Linked DNA regions of Homo sapiens: region 1 is linked to region 2. A link is a contact called in ENCODE Hi-C or POLR2A ChIA-PET data. All regions are on one chromosome and are shown on one strand. The core of a region is the stretch at or near the end of the contact, and the rest is flanking DNA. Distances in the headings are between cores, read along the strand shown.

Evidence for each region. A loop is a pair of places that touch in the nucleus more often than their neighbours do. ChIA-PET counts read pairs that join two places held with the same protein, here RNA polymerase II (POLR2A). Pooled maps may share reads with other maps.
Region 1: a map with no recorded cell type shows a loop between it and region 2 (18-fold over the local background). The contact joins the promoter of TRMO here to the promoter of FAM120A in region 2. A Hi-C loop is called at or near these places in 1 of 37 single-sample maps with no recorded cell type and 10 of 50 pooled maps. POLR2A ChIA-PET finds 5 or more read pairs at or near these places in 1 of 52 experiments (activated CD4-positive, alpha-beta T cell).

The regions. Positions count from the first base shown.
Region 1 is chr9:97,920,745-97,926,198 of GRCh38, reverse strand. It overlaps TRMO (tRNA methyltransferase O), which reads left to right and starts at 3,699. Exons shown (of 5, transcript NM_016481.5): 1 at 3,699-3,781. The coding sequence starts at 3,706. RefSeq lists an enhancer at 3,647-4,096.
Region 2 is chr9:93,449,367-93,455,028 of GRCh38, reverse strand. FAM120A (family with sequence similarity 120 member A) reads right to left here and starts at 3,344. Exons shown (of 18, transcript NM_014612.5): 1 at 2,640-3,344. The coding sequence starts at 3,113. FAM120AOS (family with sequence similarity 120 member A opposite strand) reads left to right here and starts at 1,448. Exons shown (of 3, transcript NM_198841.4): 1 at 1,448-2,882; 2 at 4,430-4,550. The coding sequence starts at 2,320. RefSeq lists enhancers at 1,248-1,542, 1,606-1,735, 3,315-3,864 and silencers at 2,455-2,634, 2,935-3,064, 3,205-3,734.

The DNA of each region.
Region 1 (5,454 bases), core at 2,450-4,949, 4.5 Mb before region 2:
CCTGGTATTTTTTGTTTTCACTTTTCCTTCTGTTATTACAGAGGACTAAGGATATTTTTGCAAATAAAGTTTCATTCAGCAAGAACACACTTGCACAAGCTTTCCATATAGACACTGTGCTAGGTACTAGCTATATCAAAGAACAAGACAGGGTCACAGTCCCTCAGGCATTCATGGTATAATGAACATGAGAGAGCAGTGGTTCTTTCAACCCTTCTGGTACATTAGACTCACCTGGGAAGGTTTCAAAAATACATATATGTCCAGACTTCTCCCCCAGGGATTCAGATTCCCCCATCTAGCTGATGTACAGGCATAGGTATATTTATTTTTTAATTGTTTTATGCTTCAAATAATAGTTTTTGGAGGAATAATTTTAGAATTACAGAAAAGTTGTCATGATAGTACAAAAGTTACTATATACCTTTCGCCCAGTTTACACCAATGTTAACGTCTTACATAACCATGGGCCATTTGTCAAAACTAAGAAATCAGGATAGTTACACTACCATTAACTACAGACATTATTCCGTTTTCATGAATTTTTCCACTAATGTGCTTTGTCTGCTTCAGGGTCCAATCCAGGATATAGAATTGCATTTAGGATGTTTTTATTTTAAAAGCTCTCCTGACAATCCTAAAGTGGAGGTAGGGTTGAGAACCAATAGTACAGTGGGATGTTACAATATTGTTTCCCTCCTATCTGCCTACCCCCTTTTGTGTGTACATTAAATTTTTTACCATCAGGATGTATTCATTGCACAATTATTCATACCCCTATTATATTTATTACACAACATACTGAGGGCAGGGCAGCACAACCACATAATAGTTTCGTCTCTTTTTTTTTTTTTTTTTTTTGAGACGGAGTCTCACTCTGTCGCCCAGGCTGGAGTGCAGTGGCACCATCTCGGCTCACTGCAAGCTCCGCCTCCTGGGTTCACGACATTCTCCTGCCTCAGCCTCCCGACTAGCTGGGACTACAGGCGCCCGCCACCACGCTTGGCTATTTTTTTTTTTTTTTTGTATTTTTAGTAGACGGGGTTTCACCATGTTAGCCAGGATGGTCTCAATCTCCTGACCTCGTGATCCTCCTCGGCCTCCCAAAGTGCTGGGATTACAGGAGTGAGCCACCGCGCCCGGCCACAACCATATAATAGTTTCTTACCTCTCAATGACACTTCAACATTTATACTTTCACATAAACTATTTTATTTGATCTGTACAAAAGTATGTGAAATAGGCCAGGCGGTGATTATCACTCTCACTTAAAGATGAGGGAATAACATAGAGGGAAGGTACTCACCCAAAGTCACATCTGACTTCCTCAGTGCTTTTTTTTCTTCTTTGGAATGTGCTTCTGTCTCAATTTCACCTGCCAGAGTGGGCCAAAATTAGAGGAAAAAAAAGAGTAAACTGAAGTCTCAAGTTCTAACAGCGTTGCATTAAGATGGACCTTAAGAGATTTGCATACGTACAGTGCACAGGAGCACAAAGATGAGATGGGGAAGGAGAGGGAAAGAGGAATGCAGTACATTAGAGGAAGCAGAATTTCTCTCTCCACCTCTCGGGACCCTTTCTGCTTGCCCTCTTACATCACTCCCTGCATTCACACACCACTTCTGCTTTCTCACCATTCTTGTTTAAACATCACTGTGCATCTAAAATTCTTCTGGCGTTCTTCTTGGCTTAGAACCTTTAGGTGACAGAATTAAAGTTTTGCAAGAATCCTTCTAGCTTGACTTTGTGCTGCCCTCCTCTCATGTTAGGTTAGAAACCCATGAACCATATGATATTATAGCCAAAATGATGTGTGGGACGGTTCAAAGCTTTAGTTGATTCTCAAAGGGGTCCTTCACCCAAATGAGAGGTTAAGAATCACTCTACTGAGAAGTGTTTCTCAAAGTAGTACAAGCTGAAGACTACATAATTATTTAGGTCATTTCTTTAAGGCAGATTTCTAGGTCTTACATCTGGAGGAGAGGTTAAGTCTTATAAACTGCAAATAATCACATATAATTCCAGACAAGATAATAAGAACTTCAAATCATAGACTAAAAAATGTGCTGCATATTTAAGTTCCCGTTTTCAGTCAAGAGAAATTTTACCTATAAAAGAAGTAGCAATCTATTTCCCTAGTATATTCAAATCAGCTTTGCATTTCAGTACTTGTCACACTTGGTAATTACATATTTTTTTGTGTGATTAACAACGTCTACCATGCCCTCCAGGAGGGCAAATATCTCTTTAAATCTAGTCTTTCCACAGATAAAGCGGGACTATCATTTTTAGCAACACCACCATCTAGTGGCAAGCGCAGTAATTCTGGCCCAGTTTTATAAACACACACATACACACACACGCGCGCGCGCTATATATATATAAAACAATGATTTTCAAACTTGTTTCTCCAGCTGCACAGAGCTGTCCCTCCTAAAAAAAATGGCAGCCTTTTCCAAGTTGTCCTGTAAAAATGACCTGCCAAAAGACACTATATGAATTTGATCAGTTTTATCTTATTTTTTAAACCACAATCTTTAATTATTTGGCTCCTCCTGCTGGTTATTTTCTACCAGAAATCAATGACAAATGGACAGACATGGAAACATCTTTTCATGGTTGTTAGACTTTTCAATCTGTGACTCATATGCTTTTGAATATTTTATACTGCAGATGTTAACAGATAAAAAGATAAAAGATTTTAAAATTTCTCCCAGAAAGAGAATTATATACAGAGAAACTTACTAAAGGTGAGAGACAGCATTACAAGTGGGTAAAAGATAGGCTATCATTGCAAGGACAACTGGTCATTGCATGGGATTAAATGATTCTTGTTAGCTCTTAGCTTCTCAGAGCTGTCCAGAAACGACAATAATCCCCACAATGCACATGGCATGTTGACTCTTATAATTCCATTCTCACTTCAGTTCCGGTAAGGTGTGGAGCACAAGAAACAGTTCCCACTCCTTAACCCCTAGCACATAGTAGGGCTCCTTTATAACATCCACCACACTTGAAATAAGACTTATTTGGGGTTGTTTCTGACAAAGCATAACTTATATTATGGAAAAATTTCCCACCACCCAGGGATAATTTTTTTTTTTTTTTTTTTTTTTTTTTTTTTTTTTTTTTTGATACGAGGTCTCGCTCTGTCACCCAGGCTGGAGTGCAGTGGCGCGATCACGGTTCACTGCAGCCTCAAACTCCTGGGCTCAAGCGATCCTCCCGCCTCAATCTCCTGGGTAGCTGGGACCACAGGTGCCTGAGAATTCTTAACATTTCTTAACGTCCAGTCCTTCCGCTCTGTGTTAATTACATATACACATCCCTTAAAAATTAGGGTCATACTGGACGTATAGGTTACTTAATAATGTTTCGAGAGAGACATAGTTGCGAGTTCTTCATGGAGGTGTGTTCCCTCTCAAAAAGCGCGGGAAGCCGGAGTCGCATTCTACCCTAGGAGGGCGGGCAACTGTAGCAGCTGTGTGTAAGATAAACGAGATTGGGGTCCCGGAGGGGCACACGCCCGGGATAGGGTTCGAAGCCCCATGGAGAACTCAAAGCTTCCCTCAACGCCACCCTGCGCGCGCACATTCTCCTGGGTTCGCGGGACCTCGCCGGCGAGGCCACTGCGCATGCGTCAGGCATGGAGAGCGGAAGCGGAAGGTTGAATGCGTCGGGTGGGCACCTCAGCAACCAGTAGCCATGCGCGGCTTGGAGGAGTCGGGGCCTCGGCCTACAGCGACCCCGTGCGGCTGCGTTAAGCCGGCTCTGGAGACAGGTAACTTCCAACACCGGCGGTGCCACACTCTGGAGAGGTTTAGGCCCAGGCAGCGGACTTCGTTGCCGAGAGGGGTGTAAAACGCACGATCTGGAACTGACGTGCGTCATTCTTTTACCTACGGCGAAGGCACGGGTCACGTGCTGCGGAGACCACGTGATGTGCTTTGGCGAGCGGGATGACGTCATCTGGCTTGTTCCGCTTTGTTATAAGACTTGTACTGTCTGCGTAGTCTTGGCTCAGTAGCTGGAGCAGCTACGTGCAGCGTAGGGGCTTTTCTCTTAGGGGTTTCCTTGCCATAGCGTATGGGAGATGGTGTTAGGCGGGTTAGGAATTAATAAATGCCATAGAGAGGCATCCTGCGCTGTAGGAATGAGGACAGAGAAGGGGGAAAGTTTCTGGGGGAGAAAATAGTTTTAAATTGGGCCTAGAAAGACAAGGCATGAATTTGTTTCTCTTTACTCACACGTTTTCATAGAGGAATATATTAGCTTTAGAAACTGGAAAGCAAATGGAAGAAAATTAAAATAACCTGCCAGAGAAAGCCATTGTCAATATCTTGGTGTCTACCTTCCACGCTTGTTTCTTTGCATACACACTTGGAAAGTGAGGTACTATACGACCTGTTTAGTAACGTTAAAATAATTTAAAAAAAAATCTTAACAGGGCAGTTAATGTTAATTATAACACTTTGGGCCGGGCGCAGCGGCTCATGCCTGTAATCCCAGCACTTTGGGAGGCCGAGGTGGGCGGATCACGAGGTCAGGAGATCGAGACCATCCTGGCTAACACGGTGAAACCTCGTCTCTACTAAAAAATACAAAAAAATCAGCCGGGCGTGGTGGTGGGCTCCTGTAGTCCCAGCTACTCGGGAGGCTGAGGCAGGAGAATGGCATGAACCCGGGAGGCGGGCTTGCAGTGAGCCGAGATCGCGCCACTGCACTCCGGCCTGGGCGACAGAGCGAGACTCCGTCTCAAAAAAAAAAAAAAAAAATTAACACTTTGTTTTGTTATTATTAATTTTTGTAGAGGCAAGCTCTCACCGTGTTGCCCAGGCTGGTCTCAAACTCCTGGGCTTAAGCAATCCACCTGCCTTAGCCTCCCAAAGTTTTGGGATTACAGGCATGAGCCACTGCAACCAGCCTAACGCTTTGTTTTAGATATGTGCTCTAATTTAACCAGCTTCCTGTTACTGAGCATTTAAGTTATTGCCAGTTTGCATTGTTCTAAAAGAAAGCTCTTGAAGCCGAAATGTTTGTGTACATTCTAAAGTTTGAACTTTGTTAAATTTCTTGGAAGTGCTATTACCTGGCCAAATGTGCTTATTTAAAAAAAATTGTTGCACACTGCCGATTACAGGTCTCATATTTTGACAGGAAGGAAAACGCAGAAGCCAGGGCTCAGAAGTCTACACAGTATAGGTTTGGGGAGCTAGAAGTCTAAAGTGTTGGATGGAACAGGGAGGTGGGAACCTTTGGATTCTGATTGTGAAGAAACTTGAGTACCAGGCTAAGAAATACAAAGTCTGTTAACAGTGGAGAATATGAAAAGTTTAAAGTTAAAGAGTTAGCATAACACAAGAAACTCTAGGAGTGTTGAGGATTCGTCTAGAGTATTTTGAGAAGGGGAAGAACTTGCAGTGGGGACAGAAAGCCTAAGAAGGGTAATTTAAT
Region 2 (5,662 bases), core at 2,095-4,594:
TTGCTGGATCGTATGATAAATGTATGTTTAACTTTATAAGAAAGTGCCACTGTTTTCTGGAGTGGTGGTGCCATTCTGCATTCCCACAAGCAATGTGTAAGGATCCAGTTGCTCAGCATTCTTGCTAGCACTTGGTATTGCTCATATTTTTTTCTCTTTTAGCCATTCTAATAGGCATGTAGTGATATCATGGTTTTAAACGTTTTAACCACTTTATGGGTATCTTTTATTAAATGGTATACACTGTTTCAATCCCTTAAACAGAGAATGCTGAATATTAATTTTTATGACTCAAAATCATCCTTATAGAATAAACATTGTACTACCCTCAGGGACCAAGGAAGTACATAGGGTTGTTTTCCTTTTCTTAAAATAGCCCCAGAATTATGTTTGCTTTTTATAGCTTTTTAAATCTCTCTTGTCACTTCTTGCTATTAATGGTGCTCCTGCCTCTGGCAGACTCTCCTCTTCATCCTCTTCTCAAGCTGAGTTTAGAAAATAGATAACCAAGCTTGTTAGAATTACATATGAAAAGAGGCCAGTCCATGAGTGAGAGAGCTTAAAGGATTCTTCAGTGAGGAAAGCAAAAGCACCCCCCTACACCCGCCAACCCCCCACATCACTGTACCCAAACTTCCTGACATCTTGCTTGGTTGCTGAGAAATTTCTAGTAGCTAAATCTCTTAGGCACTTTTCAAAAAGGTAAGGTTGCCAGCTAAGAGACCACCAAGTAATTGAGTTATTACAATATTCATTTTGTGCAATTCGCACTATAATATGACCCTAGGTCAATAATTAAAAGCTTAGCAAAAGCAAAATACAGACAAAATTATCCCATTATCCCGTGTCCAGAAACCTAAGTGAAAAAGACGATCTTAAATGGAGCTTAAATCTAGTTTCCTAACACTGACACATTGGTCTGAATTCTGAGCACCTACTAGGTGTGCGAGGCATTCAAAGGGGTGCAAAGATAAAGAAACTGTAGAATTAAAAAGAACTCAACAGTTCTTTAAAGATACAGTGACCATATGCATACATACTGATTCTAATCCTAAGTAATATTCACAGTGTTCCCTTGAAAGTCGCTTGACTAGTTAAGTAGAGAGCTGTGCGGTTACCAAAGGCAAGTCAGTGCAGCTCATCCTGTCTTTTAAGTAGTCTTTTCCATCTCTGAACAAGACTAAACTATGAACACTTTTACGCTCTATTAGGGAGATGGATCGCTTCAGACAAATGGCAGCACCTTACTTCCCTGAGCGCCCCAGGCTCCGATTCAGAAATTAAAAGGCAGGCACTTCCTCTCACCCGAACTTCCCTGAGGAATGGCAGCTGTGTGTCTGCCAGGCGCAGGGGCCAATCGGGACTCTGCCGGCCGCCTCCACCCACGACTTAAACACCATCTCACCAATTGCAACCGGATCGTGGGTGGGACTTCCGCTATCATTTTAGGCTTAACTACCACCATCTCCTCGCGGGCAGTGGGGGCAACCGCGAAGACAGAATTTCACAAACTTTCAGCTCCAGCAGTTTCAAGGAAATGTCAAATGACAAGATGGAAGACCGAGTGTCAAGAGCTAAGACAACAAAAAGGCCCCCAAAATTTGTTTTCAAGAAAACCAATGAAAAAAGCAAGCAATCAGAACGTGAAGTCCAGGATCATGGATGTGCTTATCTTCACAGTCACTGCTGGGTCCTGAAGTTCTCCTCTGGCCCAGTGCCAGCTGCGAAGCCCTCTGCCAAAGGGCCAGAGGAGGCCGGTGATATAGAGCTCTGATTACCCACCCGTCAGGGCACCGCTGAAGGTCACTGAATACTTACTGTGCACCCGAAAAATAAATCCTGCGAGTTCACGCCCGCGTAGTTCGCCCCCTGATTTTGAGCGACTCCTTTCGCATGGGATCTACAAAACCGAACTGCCTTAAAGACCTCTTTCACACGGACGTGAAGTCACAGAACTGACAAAATCCCATCCTGTCAAAGTGCACGGGTCTTTGAAATCTAACACAAAAAGCCATAGAAAGATTCTCTAAACACCCTGTACTAAGAGGAACACGGACAGGGCACTGCGTTCTGAAGTAGAGGCCAGGGCACTGGCCCTTAGACACGTCTCGCTGTCACCGGGCTAACAACATTGGCAAGGGCGGCGGCAGCAGCACTGATATTTGCAGCCCCCAAGGGCTCTGGCGAAACCCCCTCTATTACTCTGTATCCTGCCTGCTTCCAAGATGAACCTGTTGCTGGGAAAGAACAGGCTAAATTAGAAAAGGGAGTATTTTGTCAAAGTTGAAGGTGAGTGATAGCCTGCCCGCCTCAAATAGGATGGGAAAAACTAAGGATATTGGGGATGATGACACTGTCGCCTCCGAATTCTGGTCCGGGGCTCTCTCCCAGCCCTCAAGTGTCCCCACGCGGCCGCGGACCCCGAACAGGGACAGCTGGAGACGGGCTTGGGCAGCGCGCGGCCTGCACCCGCGGCCATCCATCTTGCAGCCCGGCCCGGCCAGGCTATCCCGGGCAAGGGCTGGGGGAACTCGCTGCCCCCAGCGCCGCCACGGCCGGGCGACATTCTGCGCCCTGGGAAGGGGGATAGGGGTGCGGCGCGGCCCCGGTCCCCGGCCCGCCCGGATCCCCGGCCTCACCTTGACGTGGAAGCGGATGAGCGCCAGGCGGATGCAGTGGGCCATGCAGACGGGCGGCAGGAACCAGACCTTTGGCGGCGGGGTGCCCTTGTTCTGGACATGGCTGACGATCTGCTGTGCCGTCTGGCGCTCGTTGCCCTGCCGCTTGACCCACTCGTGCAGCCGGGCCTTCTCGAGCGCGCCGTTGAAGAAGACGAAGAGCTCGATGTTGCCGCCGAAGCAGGCCTTGGCCAGCGCCGCCAGGTAGCCAAGCATGTGGTTCCACTGGCCGCCGCTGACCCAGTCGGTGTAGAAGCCGCCGTAGAGGCGGTGCAGGCAGTTGTCGGCGTCCACCAGCAGGCGCAGCGGGGTCTGCGGGGGCCGCTGCCGCCCGCCGCCCACCAGGCTGCCCCGGGCCAGCTTCTGCAGCTCCACCGGCACCACGGCGCTCGGGCAGTGCTTCTCGATGTAGTCCTGGAAGCCCTGCACGCCCATGGCGGCGGCGGGGGCGCGGGCGCGGGTGCGGGCGGGGGGCGGCGGGGCCGGGGGTGGTGGGGCCGTGGCGCGCGGGCGGGCTGGCGGGCGGGGGCGGCGGCCTCTAGGGGGGACTGGGGCGGGTCGGGGGCGCGCTCATGGCCGCCGCGGCCGCCATGTGCTGCCGCCTCCCAGGGCCATGTCTGGGGAGGGACCTGCCGCCGCCGCCGCTGCCGCCGCTGCGAGGCCGAGGCCGAGGCCGAGGCTGAGGGCCGGGGCGGGGCGGGCGGGCGGCGCTGACGTAGCGGACCCGCCCGGCGCGGACGCCGCCCAGGCCCGCCGGCTAGCAGGCGGAAGAGGCGGCGCCGGCGGGACGCGGCTCGGGGCTCCCGGAGGCGGCGGCGGAGGCGGAGGCCCGGAGTTGGGCCGGGACGGGATCCGGGAGGCTTCTGAGCCGGAGCAGGCAGCGCCTGGAGGCCAGAGGCCGTTCGCCCGCCTCAGGCCGGTCGGCCGCCGCTCCCCTCCCCTGCGCCCTGTTCCCGGCAGGGCCAGAGAGGCCGCCGCCTCCGCCCGGTGGTTCTCGGGCGAAGGGAAGCCGCGAAGCAGGTCCTGGGGAAGAGCTCGCCTGCTCCTGAGGGAAGCAGCGATAAGATGGCGCTTTGAAGGGGAGCCGAGGCCGAGTCACTCTGTTCGTCGGGACGCCGCCTTTCTAACGCCGCCGTCGGCTCGCACCACTCTGGGCCTGCTGCCCACACTGACTGCGGGGTCCGGGAGAGCGGGATGCTGGCCGGCCGCGCCTGGCTTCTTGGAAAGAGCAGGAAGGAGCGCGAGAATGCAGTTCCGCGGCAGGTGCTCATCCCAGCAGCTTCGGGCTCTCGGTTGTGGTTTTTACACCTATGACAAATGACATGGCCAAACACACCATAATGTCTGAAGGTACAGGTAGCCCTAAGCGCCTGCTCGTCACGGAAGAGACTGTCTTGAGAGCACAGGTCTGTTGCAGCGTGGGAAAGCCTGCGTTACCACTGCGCAATGGCTAGACTGAAACGTGCGCCTTTGCAGTGGATCTCCCAGCTCTTCTGAGGGAGAGGGATTTGAATCTTGTTGCTTTAGTAGCATCTTCTGGAAGGAGGTCGTTTACGTAAATTCTGTTCCAAAGCTCTGTCGTAACTGCTTCTAAAATGAGGTTGATACTGTATGTATATTAGGCTTGCATAAAACATTTTCAAAAAGAGATTAATGTCTTTCAGAATATAAATTTAGAAACCCAGCACTCTAAAAGTTTTAAAGTGCCGCTTTTACTTACCTTCATCTCTCCATTTGTTCTTTTTTTGGAGAAACCTCTGTAGAGGAGCAGGATGCAACCGACAGGCTGTGGCCGGACAGCTGCTGCCCAGCACATGGAGCCTGCACGCGCACGGTTTGGCCAAAGAAGCCCCCATACTCCCGGTGAAAAAGGCAAGTTGGATTTTTCTGCTTTCTTTTCTGATACCCACCTCAAATGCAAGCCAGTATCATACGTACATAAATTAAATGCTGCTGGTATTTTAGGAAGTTACATTTAAAAGCAGGCTGACAAGTTATGCCACTCACCTATGCATAAAATTAGTCACAAAGCCAGGATGACATGTTATCTAAAAATAATACAGGCCAGGTGCGGTGGCTCACGCCTGTAATCCCAGCATTTTGGGAGGCCGAGGCGGGTGAATCATTTGAGATCAGGAGTTCGAGACCAGCCTGGCCAACATGGTGAAACCCCGTCTCTACTAAAAATGCAAAAATTAGGCGGGCCTGGTGGTGTGTGCGCCTGTAATCCCAGCTACTTGGGAGGCTGAGGCAGGAGAATTGGTTGAACCCGGGAGGCGGAGGTTGCAGTCAGCGGAGATGGCACCACTGCACTCTCTAGCCTGGGCAAAAAGCGAGATTCCGTCTCAAAAATAAATAAATAAATAAAAGAAATAATACAGTTAGCCATTAAATAACGAGCAAAATCCAGAAATATCCAAATTTGCTTTTATAACCCAAGGCAGGTTCACAAGGTGAGGAGTAGTAGTTTTTAATCACTCGTATTTTCATTTGTAGCATTGCATTCCGTGTATTTACCTTTTCTTTAAACACTCTTGCTTTTAATTTTTAAAAATGCATTAGTGCGGCCGGGCGTGGTGGCTCACGCCTGTAATCCCAGCACGTTGGGAGGCCGAGGCGGGCAGATCACGAGGTCAAGAGATGGAGACCATCCTAGCCAACATGGTAAAACCCCATCTCTACTAAAAACACAAAAATTAGCCGAGCGTGGTGGTGCGCACCTGTAGTCCCAGCTACTCGGGAGGCTGAGGCAGGAGAATTGCTTGAACCTGGGAGGTGGAGGTTGCAGTGATCACGCCACTGCACTCCAGACTGGCAACAGAGCGAGGCTCCATCTCAAAAAAAAAAAAAAAAAAAAATGCCAGTGCCAGTATCTGGAATTCTGGAAATAAATTTATTTTCACCTTATTATATTGTAGAGGTCTAAGGTTCTGGAGTCAGGCCCCCAATATCCATCTTATGATAAGTCTGTGCCCTTGCAAAAA